Regions from separate parts of the Homo sapiens genome. Here region 2 is linked to region 1. Evidence: chromatin loops called from intact Hi-C (ENCODE). Cell type or tissue: PC-3. All regions are shown on one strand. Each heading gives the region's core, and the rest is flanking DNA. Links, peaks and the distances in the headings are about the cores only.

Region 1 (11,571 bases), core at 2,363-10,362:
TTGTCGTTCAAAATGTGACAGTATTTAAAAGCTGGGCTGTATATGAGATGAAGGAGTTCAAAGACCCATTGGATGACAGTTCTCATGCTTCTGCAAGTGAAAGAATCATCTGGAACACTTGTTTATGAGGCAGATCCCCGGTCCCTACCCTCTGAGATCTGATCCTATAGATTTGGGCCAGGGCCAAGAACCTGCATTTGAGTCCCTAATTCCAACCTGGATACTCTGGGACAGGACTGCGCTTTGCAAGACAATGCCCTATGCCAGTGGTTCACAAAGTGAGGTCCCCAACCTGGAGCCACAGGAAATTTGTTAGAAATACAGATTCTTAGGCCAACCCCAGAAAGACAGAATCGGGAACTTTGGGGACAGGGCCCAAAAATCTGTTTTAACAAACCTCCAGGTGGTTCTGAAGCCTGCTATAGGTTGATAAACACTGCCCTAAGATTTCTTACAAGCAAGTTGTGCAAACCCTGGAATACTGGCAATTCCAATGCGTAGCCAAGATTTAGAACCACTCTGATGGACACTTCCATTGGAATATGAATGCTAATCTCACTTCTATAACCCTTATTTTTCTGAGCACTCACTTTTTTCAGCCAAGATTAGAGTTAATAAGGTGAAGGGGAAAGAATGTGGGTTTTGTTTCAGGTAAACGACTCAAGCCTGGTCCCAAGTTGAACCCTCCCTGAACCTCAGTATTTTCATCTGTGAAATGGAAGGAATGCTGCCCACCCCACAATGGTGCTGTGAAGAGTAATGAGACAGTATCTGGGAAAACACTTAGCCAGTGGCTGGCACATTGTAGAAACTTGATTTTTCTGTCTCTCTCTACAATATTTTTTAGTTTAATTGGGGTCTGGAATGAGATTCTTAATTTTTATAGGAATATAGCTTAAGGGTTTGCTCTCCAGAGAGCATCAAAAGACTCATTTTAAAATTCATCTCTTGTTTTAGGGTAAATGTCTGAAGAGCTCAGTGAGCACTCTTGATGTTAAAGATGACTGGTAGCCTTAGTATAGAAGCAGCTCTAATTTAGCATGGCCTGGTTCCACTTTGTAACCAGAGTCACTTTCTCTTCTGGGACATCACTGATGTCTCAGTAATGGGCAAAAACCTTATTATATTAGGCACTTTGCACAAGCATTTCACTTCCTTAATTGGTCACCATTGCTTATTAAATGCCAGGCCAACTTCCAATACAGTTTGGTGACAGAGGCCTGTCATCAACTGTTATAAAGAAATGACTTCTTGTGTGTGTACTGGTCAGCTTGTAATTCAGTTGGTTGGAAGATCAGTCAATATTGTATATTTATAAAAGAGTAGATTCAGTAACCACTTTGGCATGAAGCATGCTGCCTGTGTTTTATATTTTATATAATACATAGTAGTTCTATTGACTCTAAATAAATACTTGACAATGACTGTTTTAATAGATTCCAAAGATGGAATGTCCACAAACACATCATTTGTAGGGCAAAGCTGACACAAATCACATTTGTGGGAGTAAAGTGGGAACTCATCCCTGTGCAATGGTCAAATGCTCCACATATTTTTGTTAGGATGGAAGGGTGTTTAGTAAGGTCCTTCATGTAATCAAGACCTGTCCTGGTGTGCAGCCATAGAAGCCAATTTGTTTTACTTCTGGTACACTGACCAGCATCCCTTAGGACAGGAAGAGATGGATATACCCAAATTGCATTGCCACCTAGTACTTCGGCAAACACTTACTGAGGACCTGCCAGGTGCAAAGCACATTTACATGCATGACCTCATCTAAGGCTCACAAACAGTTATCACCATCTCCTTTTTACAGATGAGCAATTGAGATGCAAAGACATGAAGGCATTGGATAAACGTCATGCAACCCATATTGGTTTCATTTACCCTAGAAGGGATTTCTTGCTTTCAGTTGTATTTACCCTAGAAGGGATTTCTTGCTTTCAGTTGCTGGTTTGCTTATTCATTCATCTAGTCATTATTCATCTATGGTTTATCATAGCGAGGCAACATTGTTTACTCTCATATCTCCTAAAACAATTTTAGAAACCTACATATCCTCTTGAACCTTTTTCAGATGAGACTTCAAGTTTCCCTTCCCGTGTTAAAATAGTTGCAAAGATGTAATTATGGCACGTAGTCAATATTGACACTTTACAACAAAATGTTAATGAATGCATTTCTATATGGCCAAAGGAATATAGATACCAATTATATTTTTCCATTATCCAAAGGAATATAGATAGAAATGATATATTTATCATCTAAAATTTTAAAATACATGAATGATCTTTTAATAGAACTTTTTTCCTTGAACTCATATTTCCATTTCATTTCCCCAATATTACCTCATTTTTAAGGGACCTCACGCTTAAAAATATGTTATCATTCTATTATAATTCTGTGTAGTAATAATATTAGTCAAATTAATTTTTTTAATTTGCTATAATCTTAAGACTTTAGATGTTAAAATTTTTCTTCTGGATTGGCTTATCATTAAAATTATGAAGAAATTATTCAGAACAACATAAATATGACAACTTTAGACAATGCAGCATAAAATCAGGAGAGGTATACTTTTTTTTTGAACACAGAAAGCAAGATGGGAAAAAAGAATGTTTCTCATGATATCTCCCTGCAGGCATGTTCTGAGGCCAATCTTATTAGGAAAGAGTACATGTGGAAGTCTGGGATATGGAAATTAATTCTCTGAGATACACCCAATCTAGCATATCCCAGCTGGAAGGCTGCTTCCCTGGGAGCCAAAAGCACAGAAGGTCCTTGAGGGGCCATGGGACACACGAACAAGCAAGCAAGAGCAAGTTAGACATGCCAAGCATTGTATCTGGTAGGGACTAGGTAAGGTAAGAGACAAGTACCATTTGTAATTTTTTTAATTTTTTAAGTTTTTAATTTAGGGGTATATAGTAGGTGTATGTATTTATGGAGTACATGAGATGTTTTGATATAGGTATGCAACATGTGATAATCACATAATGGAGAATGGGGTACCCATCCCAAGCATTTATCCTTTGTGTTACAAACAATCCGATTACACTCTTTCAGATTTTTTAAATGTATGATTAAATTATTATTGACTATAGTCACCCTGTTGTATTATCAAATAGTAGGTCTTATTCATTCTTTCTATTTTTATTGTACCCATTAACCATCCCCACCCCCTGATCTCCATCCCAAACACTACCCTTCCCAGCCTCTGGTAACCATCCTTCTACACTCTATCTCCATGAGTTCAATTGTTTTGATTTTCAGATCCCACAAATAAGTGAGAACATGCAATGTTTATCTTTCTGTGACTGGCTTATTTCATTTAATATAATGATCTCCAGTTACATTCATGCTGTTGGAAATGACAGGATCTTATCCTTTACTATGGCTGAATAGTACTCCATTGTATGTAAGTACCACATTTTATCCATTCATCTGTTGATGGACTCATAGGTTGCTTCCAAAATCTTGGCTATTGTGAACAGTGCTTCAAAAAACATGACAGTGCAGATATCTCTCTTTGATATAGTAATTTCCTTTCTTTTGGGTATATACCCAGCAGTGGGATTGCTGGATCCTATGGTAGCTCTGTTTTTAGTTTTTTGAGGAATCTCCAAACTGTTCTTCATAGTGGTTGTACTAATTTACATTCCCACCAACAGGGTACAAGGGTTTGCTTTTCTCCGTATCTTTGCCAGCATTTGTTATTGCCTGTCTTTTGGATATAAGCCATTTTAACTGGGGTGAGATGACATCTCATTGTAGTTTCGATTTGCATTTCTCTGATGATCAGTGATGTCGAGCACCTTTTCATATGCCTGTCTGCCATTTGTGCGTCTTTTGAGAAATGTCTATTCAGATCTTTTGCCCATTTGAAAATTGGATTAGATTTTTTTCCTATAGAGTTGTTTGAGCTCCTTTTATATTCTGATATTAACCCCTTGTCAGATAGGTAACTTGCAAATATTTTCTCCCATTCTGTGGGTTGTCTTTTTGTTGTGTCCTTTGCAGTACAGAAGCTTTTTAACTTGATGTGATCCTATTTGTCCATTTTTGCTTTGGTTGCCTGTGCTTGTGGAGTATTACTCAAGTGCTTGTGGAGTATCACTCAAGTGCTTGTGGAGTATTACTCAAGAAACTTTTGCCCAGACCAATGTCCTGGAGAGTTTCTTCAATGTTTCTTTGTAGTAGTTTCATACTTGGGATCTTAGATTTAAATGTCTAATCCATTTTGATTTGAGTTTTGTATATGGTGAGAGATAGGGGTCTAGTTTCATTCTTCTGCATATGGATATCCAGTTTTCTTAGCACCATTTATTGAAGAGACTGACTTTTTCCCAGTATATGTTCTTGGCACCCTTGTTGAAAATAAGTTCACTGTAGGTGTCTGAATTTGTTTCTGGGTTCTCTATTCTGTTTCACTGGACTATGTGTCTGTTTTTATGCAAGTACCATGCTCTTTTGGTTACTTAGGTAATGTGATTCCTGTAGTTTTGTTTTTTTTTTTTTGCTTAGGATGGCTTTGGCCATGGGTCTTTTGTGGTTCCATATAAATTTTAGTTTATTTCTATTTCTGTGAAGAATGTCATTGGTATTTTGATAGAGATTAAATTAAATCTGTACACTGCTTTGGGTAGTATGGACATTTTAACAATATTGATTATTCCTATCCATGAACATTGAATATTTTTCTATTTTGGGGTGTCCTCCTCAATTTCTTTCATCAGTGTTTTACAGTTTTCATTATAAAGATCTTTCACTTCTTTGGTTAATTCCTAGATATTTAATTTTGTGACTACTGAAAATGGGGGCCCGGCACAGTGGCTCATGCTTGCAATCCCAGCACTTTGGGAGGCCAAGGTAGGCAGATCACCTGAGGTCAGGAGTTCAAGACCAGCCTGGCTAACATGGTGAAACCTTGTCTCCACTACAAATGCAAAAAAATTAGCCAGGTGTGGTGGCACATACCTGTAATCCCAGCTACTCAGGAGGCTGAGGCACAAGAATTGTTTAAACCCAGGAGGCAGAGATTGCAGTGAGCTGAGATTGCGTCACTGTACTCCAGCATGGGCGACAGAGATTCTGTCTCAAAAAAAAAAAAGAAAAGAAAATTACTTTTTCAGATTGTTCATTGTTGGCATTTTGTATGTTGATTTTGTATCCTACAGCTTTACTGAATTTATCAGTTTTAATAGTTTTTTTTTTGTGAAGTCTTTAGGTTTTTCCAAATAAAAGATCACATCATCTGCAAACAAGGATAGTTTGACTTTTGTCTTTCCAATTTGGATGCCCTTTCTTTATCCGATTGCTCTAGCTAGGACTTCCAGTATGACGTTGAATAACAGTGATGAAAGTGGGCATCCTTGTCATGTTCCAGATCTTAGAGAAAAGGTTTTGTTTTTCCCCATTTAATATAATATAGCTGTTGGTCTGTCACGTGGCTTTTTTTATGTTGAGGTATATTTTATCTCCAGTATTTTGAGGACTTTTATCGTGAAGGCATGTTGAATTTTATCAAATAATTTTTCAGCATCAATTGAAATGATATGGTTTTTATCCTTCATTCTGTTGATGTATCATATTGATTGATTTGTGTATGTTGAACAATCCTTGCATCCCAGGGATAAATCCCACTTGGTCATGACAAATGATTTTTCTAATATATTGTTGAATTTGGTTTGCTATTATTTTGTTGAGGATTTTTGCAGCAATATTCATAGGTATTGGCCTGTAGTGTTTTGTGGTTTTTTAAAAATGTATCTTTGTCTGGTTTTAGTATCAGAGTAATACTGGCCTCTTAGAACGAGTTTGGAAGTACACTCCTTCTCTATTTTTTGCATTAGTTTGAGTAGGATTGGTATTAGTGGTTCTTTAAATGTTTGGTAGAATTCAGCAGTGAAGCCATTGGGTCCCAGGCTTTTCTTCACTGGGATTCATTAGTAATTTAAACAGGGGAAATCCAGTATAAAGAACTGATAACCAGACAAAGGATGATTAACTCCTAAAAAGCATAAAGGAAAAGTTTAAGATATAATTGAGGTAGAAATTACAGAAGGCTGCTACCACCCTTGACTGAGGGAAAGGTAAGTAAGGAAAGACTCTGGAAGCGAGGGCGTGGCTACTGCAGGAAAGAAGAAACAGGCTGCCAGAGGGTGCTCGTCACAGCACCCTGAGAACTGTCACCACTGAAATGAACGCTCCTGAGACCCTCCACACTCCAATTTGCTCATATTTGTGTGAGAAACGGAAAGAAAGTGACCCCTCCCTTCCTTTCAGCTTTGCAGGCTCCCTGCAGCGCCCTCTATTGGCAGACAATCCCCCCCCTCCCCGCGCCATACACCAAACCCAAACCCGCCGGTCAAAGAAGAGCCGGTAATGCGGTAATGTGCAGATTCTAGCTTCAGGATCACAAAGCAAGACAAAAAGGACGGTTTGGAGCTGCAAGGCAATAAATTAACAACTGGAACAAACGTCAAGAGAAAAGTACAGTTAAAGGATTACAGAGAAAGGATAAATGACTTTTACTCTCTCCTCTCCCCAAATCAATAGATTGATAGGCTGGGTCCTGAGCGAACTCCTTCAGTCTCGGGGTAAAAACTGCAGAGTAAGCAGGAACTACATGGTTCCCTTGCAGTGATGCCCAGGGCTGAGAATCTTACCCCAAGCTCGAGAAATCTTCACTTTTCTATGCAAGCACAGGGAGCCCGTTTTCTCACGTGTTCAGGAAGAACAACCAGGATTTCTAAGGTGAGAATTATTTGTCTTCCTGGCAGTTGCTAATCCCAATACCAGTCCCTGGAGATTGCTTTTTTGCTGAGCTTTTTCTCCTTTGAATCCTGCCCAAGAAGAGTAGGAAGGCAGGGAACAGGGGATAAACTATTTTGATTTCTCATATTTCTGCTCTGTTTTGAAGTGAAACAATTTCATACAGCCCCCAGATTGGCACATGTTCCCCCTTCCACCAACTCCCCTGCAGTCTTTCTCACTGCAGTCAGGAAGACATTATTTTAAAAAATTCGTGTCAGTGCCAACCAACTGCGACAGGATTTTATTTCAAAAATCATTCTGTTGGCTTTCCTCGTATGAAACTCTCTGCCATAGTCTATAAAACACTCCATTACCCATCTCAACCATCTTTAGAAAGAAGCCTTCTGAAAGGTCTCATGATGTGCAGAAAGTACACTGGCTTAGGGTAGAAGGCTGAGGCATTTCCATTTCCAGCACCAACTGTGCTATGTGCATGAGAAAAATCACTCAGTTTCTTACTGCCTCCCTCAGCATTTCCCCCTGAACTCTACAGAGACCCCTTTGCAGTCATTGGCCTCAGGGAGGTTGTAAAGTACCATATTCATGTCGTTGAGATGGAAAGGACCAAGGGAATCTGTTAGGGCAGCTCTAGTCTACACAGCTCTGTACCTGAAGCTCTTTTCTGTGACTTTTAATTTATGTTACTTTCTGAAGTTTTAGTTCTAAAATTAGGACATAATATAAAATACACAAATTGATGACCTTTTTGCATAAATATATACCTATGTAACAACCTTTGATCAAAACACAACATCAAATAATCCAAAAAGATCCCTTGTGTCCCTTCTTAGTCAATATACATCCCTGTCCCTAGATGTAACCACTATTCTGACGTCCATTGACATAGAGTTGTTATATCTCTTCTCAAATTGTATCTCTTTGTATACATGAAGTCTTACAGTATATACCCTTTTGTATCTGGCTTCTTTCACCTAATACTGTCTATGAGATTTATCAACAAGTAGTTCCATCCTTTGTATTGCTGAGTAGTATTCCACTGTATGAATATACAGCAATGTATCCATTCTGCTGTTGATGGACATTTGGGTAGTTTCTAGTTTGGGGCTATTATGAATAAAGATTCTATGAACATTCTTGGACATGTCTTTTGGTGGACACATACATTTTTCTTGGGTATTGTATCAGTCCAATCAGAAGAGCAAAACTATGTAATAACTTGAATAGGAAAAGTTTAATATAACAAATGTTTATAACAGGAATAACAAGGGATTGGCTAGTAAGAAAGAGAAAGCTAAAGAATGCAGGAAGAACAGAGATAAGGAGCAATTACCAGCCCTAGGGATGAGAGAGAACTCTCAAGAAAGACCCACCTCCAACCCCTGCCTCAGGCCTAATCCATTTAAAATATTTGTTCTCCTTTTACTCCGCCAGTTCAATTACTGCAAAGATCTTATTGGAGAGTGCATAGCCATTGTTCGCCGAATAATAGAGAAGTCACTATAGTGCTGTACTGGTGGAATCTTCTGGAATAGCCCTCTGGAAGTTTCTGGAAATTCATCATCTAGGGTGCCAGAGACAGCTCTTCAGAGGGCATTGTTGTACCTGAGACACTTACTACAAAACTGACTGAAAGAGTAACCCAGAGAAGCTATAAGCCACTGGATGCTGCTGGCTGCCATGCACTGCAGGAGCTGAGAACTGGAGAAGCCCCAAGTGCTACAGGAGCTGGCTGCTGGAGAGGCTGCACATGCTGCAGTTGCTGGAGAAGCCATGTGTATTTTAGGAGCTGTGCACGGCCGAGGCTGCAGGTGCTGCAGGAGCTGGATGCTAGAGGAGCACCTTGCAGGAGCCTGGGGAGTAAGCACAGCGGAACCAGGAAGCAAAACTCTTCTCCTGCAATGTCTCATCAGCAACCTCACCTGACCAAGCTTCAGTACCAACTGGCAAAGAAAATATTATATATATATATATATATATGTATATATATATATATATTTTTTTTTTTTTTTGAGACAGAGTCTCGCTGTGTCACCCAGGCTGGAGTGCACTGGTGCAATCTCAGCTCACTGTAACCTCCGCCTCCCGGGTTCAAGTGATTCTTCTGCCTCAGCCTCTCGAGTAGCTGGGACTACAGGTGCTCGCCACCACACCCAGCTACCCTTTTTGTATTTTTAGTAGAGATGAGGTTTCACCACATTGGCCAGGATGGTCTCGATCTCTTCACTTCGTGATCCACCTGCCTCGGCCTCCCAAAGTGCTGGGATTACAGGCGTGAGCCACCGTGCCCAGCCTTAAAAATATTTTAAAGGCTCACAGAGCAGTCAGAAAGGGTCAAGTCATTGTTGAGAGACCATAAATCAGGATCTGGCACAGGTATGCACACAGAAGAGGAACTGCTGGGTCAGAGTTGTTACAAATTTAGCGTTAATGGATTTTGCCAGTTTTCCAAAGAGTTGCACCAATTTACAATCTCACAAATAATGTAGAATTCCAGTTGCTTCATATGCTTGCCAATACTTGATATTGTCAGTTTTTCTAATTTTAGACATTCTGGTGAGTATGAAGTGGCATTTCATTGTGATTTTATTTAGCATTTTCCTTAATGAGTAAAGATGTTGAGCAGCTTTTCATATACTTGTTAGATATTTGGATACCCTCTTTAGCAAACTCGTTAAAGTCCACTCCCCGTTTTTTATTAAGTTGTCTTTTTCTTATTGTAGTTTTATATATTCTGAATTTCAGTCCTTTATCAGATGCATATATTGCAAATAACTTTTCCCAACACGTGGTTTGCCTATGCTACCTTAACAAATACATTCACAGAGGCAGAAGATCAAAATACTGTGTCTTCCAATGTGCTATTTCTCACATATCAATGGTCACCAAGTCATGGTGATATGCTTATATAACTGGAATAAAATAATCTTTTGGAATTCATCTGTGCACTTGCCTAAAAAGGCAAACGAGTATTTCGAGTATTTCAAGAATCTTCCTGGCCGGGCACAGTGGCTCACGCCTGTAATCCCAGCACTTTGGGAGGCCGAGGAGGGCAGATCATGAGGTCAGGAGATCAAGACCATCCTGGCTAACACGGTGAAACCCCATCTCTACTAAAAATACCAAAAATTAGCTGGGCCTGGTGGTGAGCGCCTGTAGTCCCAGCTACTCGTGAGGCTGAGGCAGGAGAATGGCGTGAACCCAGGAGGCAGAGCTTGCAGTGAGCTGAGATTGCGCCACTGCCCTCCGGCCTGGGCAACAGAGCGAGACTCCATCTCAAAAAAAAAAAAAATCTTCCTAATCCATTTAAAATATTTCTTCTCCTTTTACTCCACCAGTTCAATTACTGCAAAGATTTCTGAAAATGAGGAAAAGATCCATGGTTTGGATTGATTATGGCAGTTTCTGTTAGAATCAGATTGTCTTCCTCAGTTTCCAAGGAAGAAATCGTGCTTAAAAACCAACAGTGTGATAATGCTGCTTCTAAGCATTCCAGTGGCAACTCTCCTTCCCTGTCATGGTGCTTTATAATTATTGGTTGTTTTCCTTTTCACCATTATGCTCCTTGAAAGCAGGAGCCAACCATTCTTATTCATCTTTATAACCCCAAGGCTAGCCCAGGAACTGGTGTGTCCTATGTACTCAGTGAATGTTCCTTGAATATCTCAATTTAGTCACAGTAATCATCTATTTCAGATGTGAGTTGAGACACAAACGGAATTTTTACTTATGCCCATTTTGAATGGATGTTGGTGTTGATGATAGATAAGGGGAAAGATGTGAATCTGAAAGAAATGTCTGACTCCTTGAGTCATGAAAAAAGGGAAATTAGAACCCCCAGCCAATCCTTTCGAGATGAAAACTGATAGAGAGGAAGAAAAGAGAGTCTGGTTTAGGCCAAGAAGGGAACAGAAGGAATCGGATGTAGTGCCACAGGGATGGCTAGCTAGGAGAGAGAGCAAAGCAGAGGGTAGCAGCCAATCTAGGAACCCCTTAGCGGAACTCGCCAAGCCCAGCTGCGTGTAAGATTCACCCTGGCTGCACCGCAGACCACCTGATTCAGAATGGGGGTGGGATAGGCAGCTATATATATATATATATATATTTTTTTTTTTTTTAAGTATCCTGGGTGGTTCTGATGCATGACAAACATCAAGAATGTCTGCTCTACAGCAATGTGAAGCTGGACAGCGTCTTCCAAACATTAACCCTGAAGTCTGTGTTAACAAAAGGCCGAGTCTCTAAATGTCCTGGGATAAATCCAGAGGATCCACCAATTAGAGATCTGGGTGCTGCAAAGTGAGCATTAGATCTCAGGGTAGATTTAGGCTTCTGGTACTGAGGACTTAATTGTCTTTCACTGTAAACAGAAAAGCTGTAAAAGGGAGTTCTGATTTTTAATTGGGGGTAGAAAAAATAAATTAGGAATTAGGAAGCAGAAAAGGTGATTACCCTGAGTAAAATGCCACAATGAGCCAACTGTATTCCTTTTTCGCTATAATTGTTACAATTAGCCAATTGTGGCCCAATTGCACCCTGAGAGTGCCACACACTGTGGTGAAGCCATTGTAGTAATTAAAAGGTTAAGGTTGAGAAATGGAGGGCCTTTAGTGCCAAGGCTAGGAGAGCAGCTGCCTACCAAGCATAACTGCACACTAGGAAATTTGTTCCTGAGGTAAGTGGCTTCACTAGTGGGTCAGCCTCACCTTTAAAATTCTACAGTTCTATGATATGCACTGTAAGATGTGAAGTCATGGTTATTTTTGAATCTGAGTTTTCTTGCTAATGCCAGCGTGC
Region 2 (11,571 bases), core at 2,361-10,360, 210 kb before region 1:
TTGTATCCATCATGCCATTTATGCTTTTTGCCCTCTTCATCAAAAGTAGGCCAAAGCATACCAACCTAGCTGACAGTGAGGTCACCCACTGTACTTATTGATTCAGTTTACATTATTCTGTGTGCTTTTTTTTTTTTTTTTTGAGATGAAGTCTTCACTCTTTTTGCCCAGGCTGGAGTGCAGTGGCACAATCTTGGCTCACTGCAACCTCCACCTCCCGGGTTCAAGCGATTCTCCTGCCTCACTTAGCCTCCCGAGTGGCTGGGATTACAGGCGTGCACTACCATGCCCAGATAATTTTTGTATTTTTAATAGAGACAGGGTTTCACCATGTTGGCCAGGCTGGTCTCAAACTCCTGACCTCAAGTGATTTGCCTGCCTTGGCCTCCCAAAGTGCTGGGATTACAAGGTGTGAGCCACCACGCTTGGCCTGTGTACTTTTAAATATTGTGCTCTCTGCTCTGTATTTTTTAAAATATCATTTCATGTACTTTTTGCTTTTGTATGCCATTCATGCCTGCTGTGTGGTGCCCACCATGGAGCCTACCTATAATGCTGTGCATACAGTAGGGCTCTGCAAATGCTAACTGGCATGAACAATGTATCCCCAAGTGATCAAAACTGCACTGCTTGACTATGCCTACTTATATAATAAGCTACTTCTTTTGTAACTTTATGAAAGAAGAAAAGAGAGAAATTCTTCTGTTCACGCTTTGGATAACTAGGATAACTCTGACCAGCTGAGCATCTAAAGGCAAGGTAGGAAGAGGTGAAGAGGGTAGAAGCTTTTCTTCTATTTTTCAGAGAAAAGTTCCATTCATGCCTGTTCAAAGGGGGTTCCCTGTTGCTACTGTTGCCCAGCTAGGAGGAAACTTAAGAACAAAGAAAAACATGCGTGTTTTCTCTGAAAAACTAGAGGCAAGACTATAAAGGGAAAAATAAAACATAGAATAACATCCTAAATTCCACTTAAAAATGCAATGGGCTATAGAAGTAAGGAACTCCACTTAACCAACTGAAATAACAGAAGAAGCCTTTCCTCATCCTGGAATGCAGAGTAATTTTCTTGGAGGGCAAGCTGATCATATACTAATGTGAAATAACTTCACATAAAAAGCAACCATACTTTGGCACTTCATTTGTGCTTTATTTGAATTTTTGCTCTTTAAAGTGCTAATTTCAATGAAAATGAAGAAAATTAAATTTCAGAATATTTTAGCCTACTGAATTCATGTTTTTGGTTTTAAAACAACAATGCTGTAGGGTGTAGGCATTTCTTTTTCTTACCTTATTATACTAGAACATAGAACATGCAGGACACTAAATAATAATTTCAGATTGACAGTTAACACACTTTTTTAGAGGCAGGGTCTCCCTCTGTCACCCAGGCTGGAGTACAGTTGCACGATCATGCCTCACTGCATGCTGGACTTCTTGGGCTCAAGCAATCCTCCCGTCTCGGCCTCCCAAAATGCTGAAATTACAGGTATGAGCCACCTCACCTGGCCTCACACTACATTTTAAGCTTTAGGAATAATTCTTAATACATAGAAATAGAACTAAAGGAGGAATAGATGAACATAAAAGCAAACCTAGGATAAAGTGTCAGTCCTGTATTTATTTCTAGCTTATCCCCAACAACAATGCTATGTTTATTGTCACATCTTTAAAGACCTCAAAATCGGTTGCCTAGCATTACGCCAAAACTAACAGGGTGAGAATTAGAAACACAAGCAAGTTAAGGGACTTGGCAAAGCTAACTCTGTAAGCTAAATCTGCATAATGGACAAACTCTCAAAGTTCTGCTGGACTCAACCTCAACCCCCTAATGACAAAGAGAAGACAGCGTAAATAACATTATTTTCTTGGAAATAGGAAAAATTATAATTCCAAGAATGCATCTTGGGAGCAAAAGTGTATTTATCCTAGACAAGGATTTATGATTATCCTATGAAGTTGCATGCATAAAATATATATGGTCCCCTAAAAGGGAGAACTCTGTTGACCCTTTAGTTCATAGATTAATGTCAAAAAATAAATAAAAACACAATTTCTCTCTTTATGCCTTCCAGTGGTGTGGCTCATGTGGTGGGAAAAGGAGGAAGGAGTTATTTAGATTTTTGAGTTCAATTTTTCTTTTATCTGATCAGAATAAGAGTTGGTTGGGGAAAATTTCCTATGCAAATATTGATTCTGGGACAGTTCCCTCCAGCGAAACACGTACACAGGAATGACAGCTTCTGGGACCGAGGGAGGCTAGGAGCTTCACTCTCTGCCAACACAAACCATCTCCTTATCTCTCAACACACAGAGTCTAAAAGCAAGTAATGGCCTTTGAAAATAACTTACCATAACAAAAGATACAAGTGCAAGATCTAAAGCATATGCTTTGAGTGGTGAGCATTAGTGCCCACAGGAGAACTAAGCATGTATGTGGATTAATTAACAGATTCGTTAAGGGTACCTAGTTTAAATGTATCTATTTGTAAATTAGCCAAGAGGGATTCAAGGTGAATGAGTGTTGAAAGCCTCCTAGGATTGTGGGGCTTAACTTGATAGTGCTTTCTTGTTGCCTTGGGGACAAAACAGGTTTTCTCTCCCCAGGACTTACTAGGATGGGTGCTAAAATGCAAACAAACAAACAAACAACAACAACAAAAAACAACTCTGTCAGTAACTCTATTATAATAATAATACTTAAACACAAAGGGGACTCATGTCCTTTCTAAATGATGTTATTTAATTTCTGCTGATCAACTTTGTAAAGGTAAGAGCCCCACTAACAAGAAAACATTAAACACACAATGACTGTCGTGTGCTGACTCTCATCAGGACCATTATTTAAAAATCAACCAACCCATTTCTTTAAAAAAATCTTACAAACCAACCCCAAAGATGACTACAGATAGAAACTGAGCATTTCAAGCCTCAATGTGAGACATCAGCAAATAGTTAAGAAAAATAACTTATTGGGTACTCTGCCAAGAACTAAAGTTTTGTCAGTAATATAATCTTTCACCTGTGTAGCATTTTTACAGAGAGAAAACTCTTTCATTAAGGGTCTCATCTGATGTTCAACCTGAAATGCTGGGCAGATAAAATCACCCCCATTTTACAGATGAGGAAACTGAGACTAGTGAGGTGAAGTAATCTGCCTTAGGCCTCAAATGTAAAATGTACGTGTCGGTGACAGTTCATCACTGCTACAGTCAAGGATGGAACAGAACAGGGCTGGTCAAACTGCACATCAGCAAATCCATTCACATGGATCCTGACCAGGGTTTCTTTTCCCTCTTAATGAAATAGAACAGAATATCATAGGAAGAATAGAAAAATAAAGATCAAAATGTTTTGCAACTAGTAAAGTATTTTTCACAAGTATGGAAGAGAGGTGTACTAGGTCGGAATCTTTTACATGTTCTGTGGGTTGTGGACATAAAAATGTTAGGAAAACACCATAGTGTTTCCAGGCCACAGGAGGCAGAGCCCAGTTCTTCATTATCTAAATAATCAGCTATTTTTTGTACCATCCTGGAGTGGGGTCACAATATTTACTTTTGGAGGCCCTTCAACAATACTCCAACCACATTCAGCCCTGGGAGATGGCACAGAAACAAGCCTGCAGTGAGAAATGTTTAGACACTATACTCATTTTTGCTATCAATATATATAATCATAAATGCTTCCAAATACTCAAATCTTTTCCATTCTTTAAAAAGGAAGAAAAAAGGTAATTGTAACATTTCTGCCTCATCACTGTATTTTTTTAGTGTTAAAATTAGAAAAGTAGGGGTCAGTGTTCACCATAAAGCCACTCCATATGGTATTATAACCTGGCCCATCCAGTGCCATTGAACTTCTCTTTGAAGGTGGACCAATGACCACTACATCTCTGCTCCAGCGTGTTTTCTCAACCCCAATCTGTTCAGCTGAACTTGAGACTGTTGACTTAAAACTCTCTTTTCTGTGTCCCTATCATCCTCAAATCTTCTAAAAATGCAAGCTTTCCCCAGGCTCTCTTTTCTCTCTTTGCCTCTTTCCTTGGTGATCTTATCTGTTACTAGGGTTTCAACTTTCACTGCAATACAGTTTATTCTCAAATCTGTCTCCATTTCTGCCCACTTCTCTGAGTTCCAGGCCCACATTTCCAGTCACGAGTTGAATATTTTCATTTCACAGATGGTAACATGTCTGCTACATACAAGCTGCTGTGATAGGTGTAGTGGCACAATCTGCACCTCAAGAAAGAGTAATTGATTTAATACGGCGTGAGGACACGAAGGTCTGAAATCACAAGCATCTTCCTGCTCCTGGGATATTTCAGTTTAGATCACCACCAAGTACTGAAGCTACAAATCTCAGGCACCTTCATGGTCCTCCTTCCCCTGAGCCTTCACCTCAATCTCTCCCTAAATCCTGTCACTTCTACCTCTGGAATGATTCCACCTGTCATCCTCTCTGCCATGGTCACATCTCATGTAGGCTGCTACGGCATGGCCTCTCCCTCCATCCATTCTCCACACAATTGCCGGAGTTCCATCCCCAGAATGGAAGTCTGATCAAGCCATCCCCCTATCCTGCCTATGCCTGCTTAGAGCACATGAGGGTCACACGGAGATAAATACCAATTCAGGCTCCATAGCCCCATCCCCAGTGTCTCTGATGCCATGGGACTTAGCTCAGGGATGTGCAGGTTTGAAAGCTCTGATACCTGTGATCCCCACTCTATTGAACACTGGCCAATGTTCAGGTGGAAGCCCTCAACCTGGCCTCAAAGGCCAGGCCATTAGGTCTTGGACCCTCTCCCCAGGTGCTGCATCTCTTCCTTTGTACATTTCTTTGTCTCTAACCTGGAATGCCCTTGTCCCTGCCTTCACCAGGTGAAATTACTCTTGTCCACCGGGCTCCCCAGCCCAAACACCAGCTCCTTAATGAAGAGTCTTCTGAGTCCTCATTCTCTGCATCTATGGCCCCTGACAAAATGAAGAGTGCTTCCTCCTAGCCCAACAAAGCTCTTTTTCTGTACACTTGATATTTTTTAGTCAGCAACACAAATATCTGTCTTTGCTAACCTACATTATGAGTTCTTCGAGAGGACAGAGTATATATTTTCATATTCCCAGTGAAACTGACCCAATAGTCCCATAGATAGTTTTTGTTGTTGTTGTTGCTGTTTTTTTTTTTTTGGATAAACATAGAAATTGACCCTTCTGGTCTTAAAGCTTGAGACTTATATTTGTTTTATCTGAGTTCTTTCCTCAGGAAACAACCTTTAGGCTTCTCAAAAAAAAAAAAAAAAATCAAAAGAATTGAAACTTACCAGATCACTGCATCCAGACATGACAGGCCAGACCCTTCATTCATCCTGATTGCTTCCTTTCCCCTCCCTAGTTTCTGCTTTCTTATACCTGTTACATTTCTTCCCTGCTATATTAGCCCCTAGTTTTAGTTGGTCAGGGAAATGGATTTGAGACTGAGCTCCCAACTCCTCCGCTGCAGCACCTAATTAAAGCCTTCTTCCTTGGCAATAATCCTCGTCTCAGAGATTGGCTTTCTGTGTGGTGAGCAGCAGGACCTAGATTAAACCCCTCATGTTTCAGTAATACCAGCACCTGGAATAATTTCTAGAACACAGAGGTACTAAGTAATGGTCTACTGAACTGAACAAAGGTAGTCAATTCAGACAGTAATAATTATAAGACAGATATAAATAGAGCAAAATGTCAATGCAGTTTGTGGGGAGGGGGTTAACATCATGAAAGGCATCCAGGAAAATGCGGATTCTGATAGGTAAATGAGAAAAGGGGAGAAATGCAGTCGAGAGCTGGCATAAACAAACGTAAACTGAAGAAACCCCTGGGATCTGACATGGGAGCAGGAAGTAGATCATAATTGGAAAATGTTAGAAAACCTCTGGTAGAGGTCCTGGCAAGACTGCACTGAGCCGTGTGGCCATTGAGGGCAGGTTAATAATTTGATACCTCTTTGTGCCAACATTTGTTAAATATCTGTTCAGCATTTACTTATTAGGGCTAGTGAAAAATCAAATTTCTATTAATAAAAGGTGAATACCATTTCTTGGAATTTAGCAATTCACTTTTCTCGAATTATCTCAATTAGGAATTTTTCTGATACTTTAAAAATTATTTTGTAAATTGTAAATTGACAAATTGTAGTTGTGTTTATTTTCTGACACTCATAATTTTTCCAACACACTAAGGAGAGAGGTAAAGCACATACATGGATAAAATCACATTGCCCAGACCCAGCAACACCCCATGCGTGATCTGGTTTCAGAAATGTCACTACTCACCAACCAAAGCCAACTAGTCTATAGGCTGGTGGCGTTGCCTTGTTAGGCCTTGAGCAATGACATTATGCTCACTGAAAAAGAATACCTCAGTCATTACACAAGCTCAACAAGGAGTATTTATAACTTTTCAGTAAGTGAGATCAACTTCCTTGGCCAAAGCAGAATCCATTTACATTTGACAGTTATATGATTCTTCATTTAAAAAATGAGTTAAATGGGAGCATATATCCATTATACCAGTGATGTTGTAAGGCAGGTGTGTGGTTGGTCCTCTCCTTAATCAGATTCCAAGATTATGCTCACTTTACAGATGGAAAAACTGAGGCTGAGAGATGTCAGATAGTTTGCACAGAATTATACAGGAAGTGAGTAAAGGAGACAGTTAAGTACACTCAGGTCTGACACTATCTGTACCAATATGTTTTAAAGATTAAATAGCCTAAAATAAATTGAACAGAAATGAGGCTGAAAACAAACAAAAAAAAGCAGGAGCTTTATTTCAAACAGTATAAGCATGAACTGACTTAGATTTCCTACTAAGAACTAAGGAATCTGATGTTTAAAGAAGTGATGTTTGATGAGTCAGTGAGGGATGGGGCTGGGATTGCAATGGAAGCTGGCTGCCTTTCAGTTCCCAGGGCCCTGCTATGGAGATGTGCCCAGGTGGGCCTGTGCTGGGAGAGTGGAGGCAGGAGTGGTCACTGGCAGCAATGTCATTAAGGCCGTAATGACTTACACAATTTTAAGTGTTCCTACCCATTGCCTTCCCCCCAAATCCTCCCTAGGCCTTCCAGCCCATGGTTCTATAGAAAAAGATAATAAATGTTTGCTACATGAAAGAAATGTATTATTTTTATTAACGTTTGAATAAAGGTGTGCTGTATGTTCGGGAAAGCCATAGCACTCAGACAGCCCAATAAATCTACTGTGGGGAGACTGAAAGCAGAGGTGGCTGAAAAGCTCCCATCTCCCCCATCAGATACTCCATGCTCAGCACACTTGACAAGGGGCAACTCAAGCCACTGAGAGAGTTCTGGGTGGCCTCGCTCCACCCTCCCTGCTGCCTTACTGATTGCATGATTTATCCCTGCCCTACAGCAGAGAGGACTCCATTTCAACTCTTACATCTTTTTTTTTTTAATAGCTAAGACTCTCCAAGCTTCTCTTCTACTTCTTAATAGGTTTTTACAGTGTTTTCTTTTGATTAAGATTTAATATACGTCCATTCAATGGAAAAGTTATTCAACAGAAAACAATGATAATGTCGTTAGAGCAAAAGGTATCTCATATCGGTTCCTTTAATTAGAGCATAAATACTTATCCCACTGGCTTGGGGTAATACAGAGGTAATCAGTAATTGATACCAGTAGCCCGTTTCATTGCCATTCTTATAAGGAAATGTACTGGAAAAAAGGTTTTTTTTTGGCCGGGTGTGGTGGCTCATGCCTGTAATCCCAGCACTTTGGGAGGCCGAGGCGGGCGGATCACCTGAGGTCAAGAGTTCGAGACCAGCCTGCCCAACATGGCAAAACCCCGTCTCTACTAAAAATACAAAAAATTAGCCAGGAGTGGTGGCGAGTGCCTATAATCCCAGCTACTCAGGAAGCTGAGGCAGGAGAATCACTTGAACCTGGGAAGCAGAGGTTGCAGTGAGCCAAAATCACGCCACTGCACTCCACCCTGGGCATCAGAGCAAGACTCCACCTCAAAAAAAAAAAAAAAAAAAGTTTTCTTTTAATGCAAAGGTGGCTTGTGTATTATCCAACTAAAATAAAACCTTGATAAACAAAAATCAAGTTAACCTTAGCAACAGGTTTGGGTTTTTTTTTTTTCAATATTTTTCTCGAGAGGCAGAAAGGCTTTACTTTTTTCGGTTGTTTGTTTTTTGAGACAGAATCTTGCTCTATCACGCAGGCTGGCATGCAGTGGCGCCATCTCGGCTCACTGTAACCTCCACCTCCCGGGTTCAAGCCATTCTCCTGCCTCAGCCTCCCAAGTAGCTGGGATTACAGGTGCCCACCACCATGCTCGGCTAATTTTTTGTATTTTTAGTAGAGACAGGGTTTCACCATGTTGGCCAGGCTGGTCTTGGACTCCTGACCTCAAGTGATCCGCCTGCCTCAGCCTCTCAAAGTGCTGGGATTACAGGAGTGAGCCACCATGACTAGCCAGCTTTACTTTTTTTTTGTGCCTTTCAATGTTGTGTTCTAGTGACAATACAGATTCAGGTCAATCTGCTATCATCACACAGTAAAATATTGAGCAGCAACGATTCCTAGATATTGCAAAATGTTCATTCACTTAAAAAGATCCTAGTGTACTCCAATACTCTACACAATTTCTCTCAGAAATTAAATTGTAAAAGATTTATTTCAGCCAGCAAAAGAAAAACAACTCTGAGCCTACCTATGTGTCAGTACAAAGCTCTGTGTGCTTTAGGCCATCTCATTTAGCCCCTCCAACAAGCCCCAGAAGCATGTGCCATTAGCTCCATTGTCCAGAATAAGAAAATGAGCCTCTAGAAGTCACTAAGTCATGCCAAGTGGCTAAGCCAGGACTGAACCTGAGTCTTTTGATTTGCTTTTCACAGCTACTTGATGCTGCCATGGGGATTGTAAACCAGAAAACTCAACAGGTCAGGTCTAAAGGACATTCTTGTTAACTAAAGTTTATTGCAGACATCTACATTTTAAAACATTTATTGCAACTTTTTGCCACTTATATTATGCTCATTAAGTTTTTTTGTTTCTGAATTGTCAGTAATTTTACTGCCAAATCTTCCCAGTAGACATTACAGTGGAATTTTAAAACATACAGTGGAGCCACCAAGAATTCCCCAGGTGTCCTTGTGTTTGCAAATACAAGCAGTGACACCAAATGAGCCACTAAATAAATAGAGGGGGCAGGGGCAGTCCAAGATAAGTCCAGGAAATAAGACTGGAAAATTTGCCTTAACCCCCATCAAAACCTATCCTGCTAGAATTTAAAGGAACTTCCTTTTATTATACATTAGGGAAAAATAAAGCATTATTCCTACAATACTTCTTGTACAATTGTTTGTGAAATTACATCAACTCACCAAGTTTCAATTTCATTACTTGTAAACGGGAGATGATAAAAACCTATGGGATGGATGTGTGGAAGGAGGGATGGATTTAAACTACTTAATCAATGTTAGTGACTTTATATTATTATACAAAACATGGTGATATGCTTTTTTGCATTGTTATCTGTGGATGGGATGGTTTTCCTCGTCAGACCCACCTGCCACTGGGGTAGAGTGGAAGATAAGGAATATAAAAACAAAGTCATTAATATTTATATTCCAACACCCAAAGCAGAACTTTGTGGCAAGACAACAGACTTGAAATGGCAGAATCTGTAGAGATTCTGTTACCTTTCTTTGCATATCATGAACCAACTCTTTAAGTCCCAGATCTTGACCTTCTCTCCTGCGATGCTAAGTTGCAGGCTCCTCCCCTAAAGGAGGAAGTCAGGAAGTGACAGGTTGGAAAAGTTCAAGGCTGTCCCCATATTGCATCAAGTAGACTGTGGGAAGAAGGGTGACAAGGCAACAGAAAGGGCAGGTAAAAAGCTATGGGCCTGATCTCCCTTGGCTGGGCTAGGTCTGAGAGGGTGAGGCCAGAGAGATGGCCGAGGGTAAACTGTGGGCAGGGGTGCTGGTTTGCACACAGATCAGTCTTGGCACACAGAGAAGACTGCCCCAAAGTCTGCCCCCAGCACCTCTGGAAGTCAGCAGAGTCACAGCAAGTCAGCAGCTATTTTTCCTGAGTAGCTCTTCTTTCCCAGGATGGGAAGGTTCCTAGCACTTAGCAGTTTCCACATGCCCTGGGGATAGGGACTTGCTATGGAGCCTCCCCTTACAAAAGGCAAAGGTCTGGATGGAGCATGTGGCAGGGAGGCCATAGGGTTTAAGTTCTGCCAATATGGGGTGGGGCAGCCAGAAAGGCCTAGAGACCCTGACCCAGCTGAGAAGGGCCCCTGGTCACCACTCGAATTCACTAGGGCAGAGTGACTGGCATGGTCCATGTGGCTCCAACAATCCCTGCATGCCAGGGAATGAGCGATCCAAAAGTGGGGACTGAAACCAGCCCCAGGAAGCAGCTACATCTTAAACAGACTTTTCATTATGAAAAGAGTTCAAATTGCTGGGCGCGGTGGCTCACGCCTGTAATCCTAGCACTTTGGGAGGCCGAGGCAGGCGGATCACCTGAGGACAGGAGTTCGAGACCAGCCTGACCAACATGGAGAAACTCCATCTCTACTAAAACTACAAAACTGGCCGGGCATGGTTGCTATTTGGGAGGCTGAGGCAGGAGAATCACTTGCAGGAGAATCACTTGAATCCAGGAGGCAGAGGTTGCGGTGAGCCAAGATCACGCCATTGCACTCCAACCTAGGCAACAAGAGTGAAACTCCGTCTCAAAAAAAAAAAAAAAAAAGAAAGAAAGAAAGAAAGAAACAAGAGTTCAAATCAGAAACAACTACAATATTGCTCAGTGACAGTGGGTAGCAACTTGTAAGGACCACAGAGCCACTGTCAAAAATAAAGAACATAGCATTTCCCCTCTACATTTCAGTGCAGTTAATAATTCTGAAAGCCTCTATATTACCATTTTTGAATATCAATGTAAGTACTTACGGCTCACAAAAGAAAGCAATCTCATAAGACTGTCAAATAACGAAACTAAGCCAAAATATATTTGGGGATAAAAAAGTTTTTTTTGTTTGTTTGTTTTTGTTTTGTTCTTGAGACAGAGTCTGACTCAGCCACCCAGGCTGGAGTACAGTGGTGCGATCTCAGCTCACTGCAACCACTGTCTCCCGGATTCAAGTGATTGTCCCAAATCAGCCTCCCGAGTAGCTGGGATTACAGGCACCCACCATCATGCCCAGCTAATTTTTGTATTTTAATAGAGATGGGGTTTCACCATGTTGGCCAGGCTGGTCTTGAACGCCTGACCTCAGGTGATCCACCCGTCTCGGCCTCCCAAAGTGCTAGGATTACAGGCATGAGCCACTGTGCTCAGCCAAAAAAAAATGCTGATAGAGCATTAGTTATCAGCCCAATCTATTTCTTAAGTTTTAATTTTTAATTGACAAATAAGAGTTGTATATATTTATGGGATACAATAGGATGCTTTGATGTATGCATACATTGTGGAATGATTTTAGAATGACTATGTATACATTGTCAAGTGATCATATCAAACTAACATATCCATCACCTTCCATAC

The links. Hi-C counts contacts between places; a loop is a spot of excess contacts. Peaks named below come from ENCODE experiments on the same cell type or tissue, not always from the same donor. Only the 100,000 strongest peaks of a DNase experiment are listed, where the experiment ranks them.
Region 2: a loop joins it to region 1, with 2.6 times the contacts of the local background. A loop is called at or near these places in 2 of 110 quality-filtered maps.

Annotation. Positions count from the first base shown.
Region 1 is chr7:22,446,095-22,457,665 of GRCh38, forward strand. All of the region lies in intron 4 of STEAP1B (STEAP family member 1B), which reads right to left. Among named protein-coding and RNA genes, the nearest start is that of STEAP1B, 48 kb to the right of the region's middle. RefSeq lists enhancers at 1,922-1,971, 1,982-2,051. In PC-3, for the core only: CTCF peaks have their summits at 6,318 (motif pointing left) and 6,520; no DNase peak of the experiment used is centred there; H3K4me3 peaks cover 806 bases.
Region 2 is chr7:22,232,190-22,243,760 of GRCh38, forward strand. All of the region lies in intron 7 of RAPGEF5 (Rap guanine nucleotide exchange factor 5), which reads right to left. Among named protein-coding and RNA genes, the nearest start is that of RAPGEF5, 120 kb to the right of the region's middle. RefSeq lists an enhancer at 10,027-10,527. In PC-3, for the core only: no CTCF peak of the experiment used is centred there; a DNase peak (open chromatin) is centred at 6,902; H3K27ac peaks cover 1,200 bases.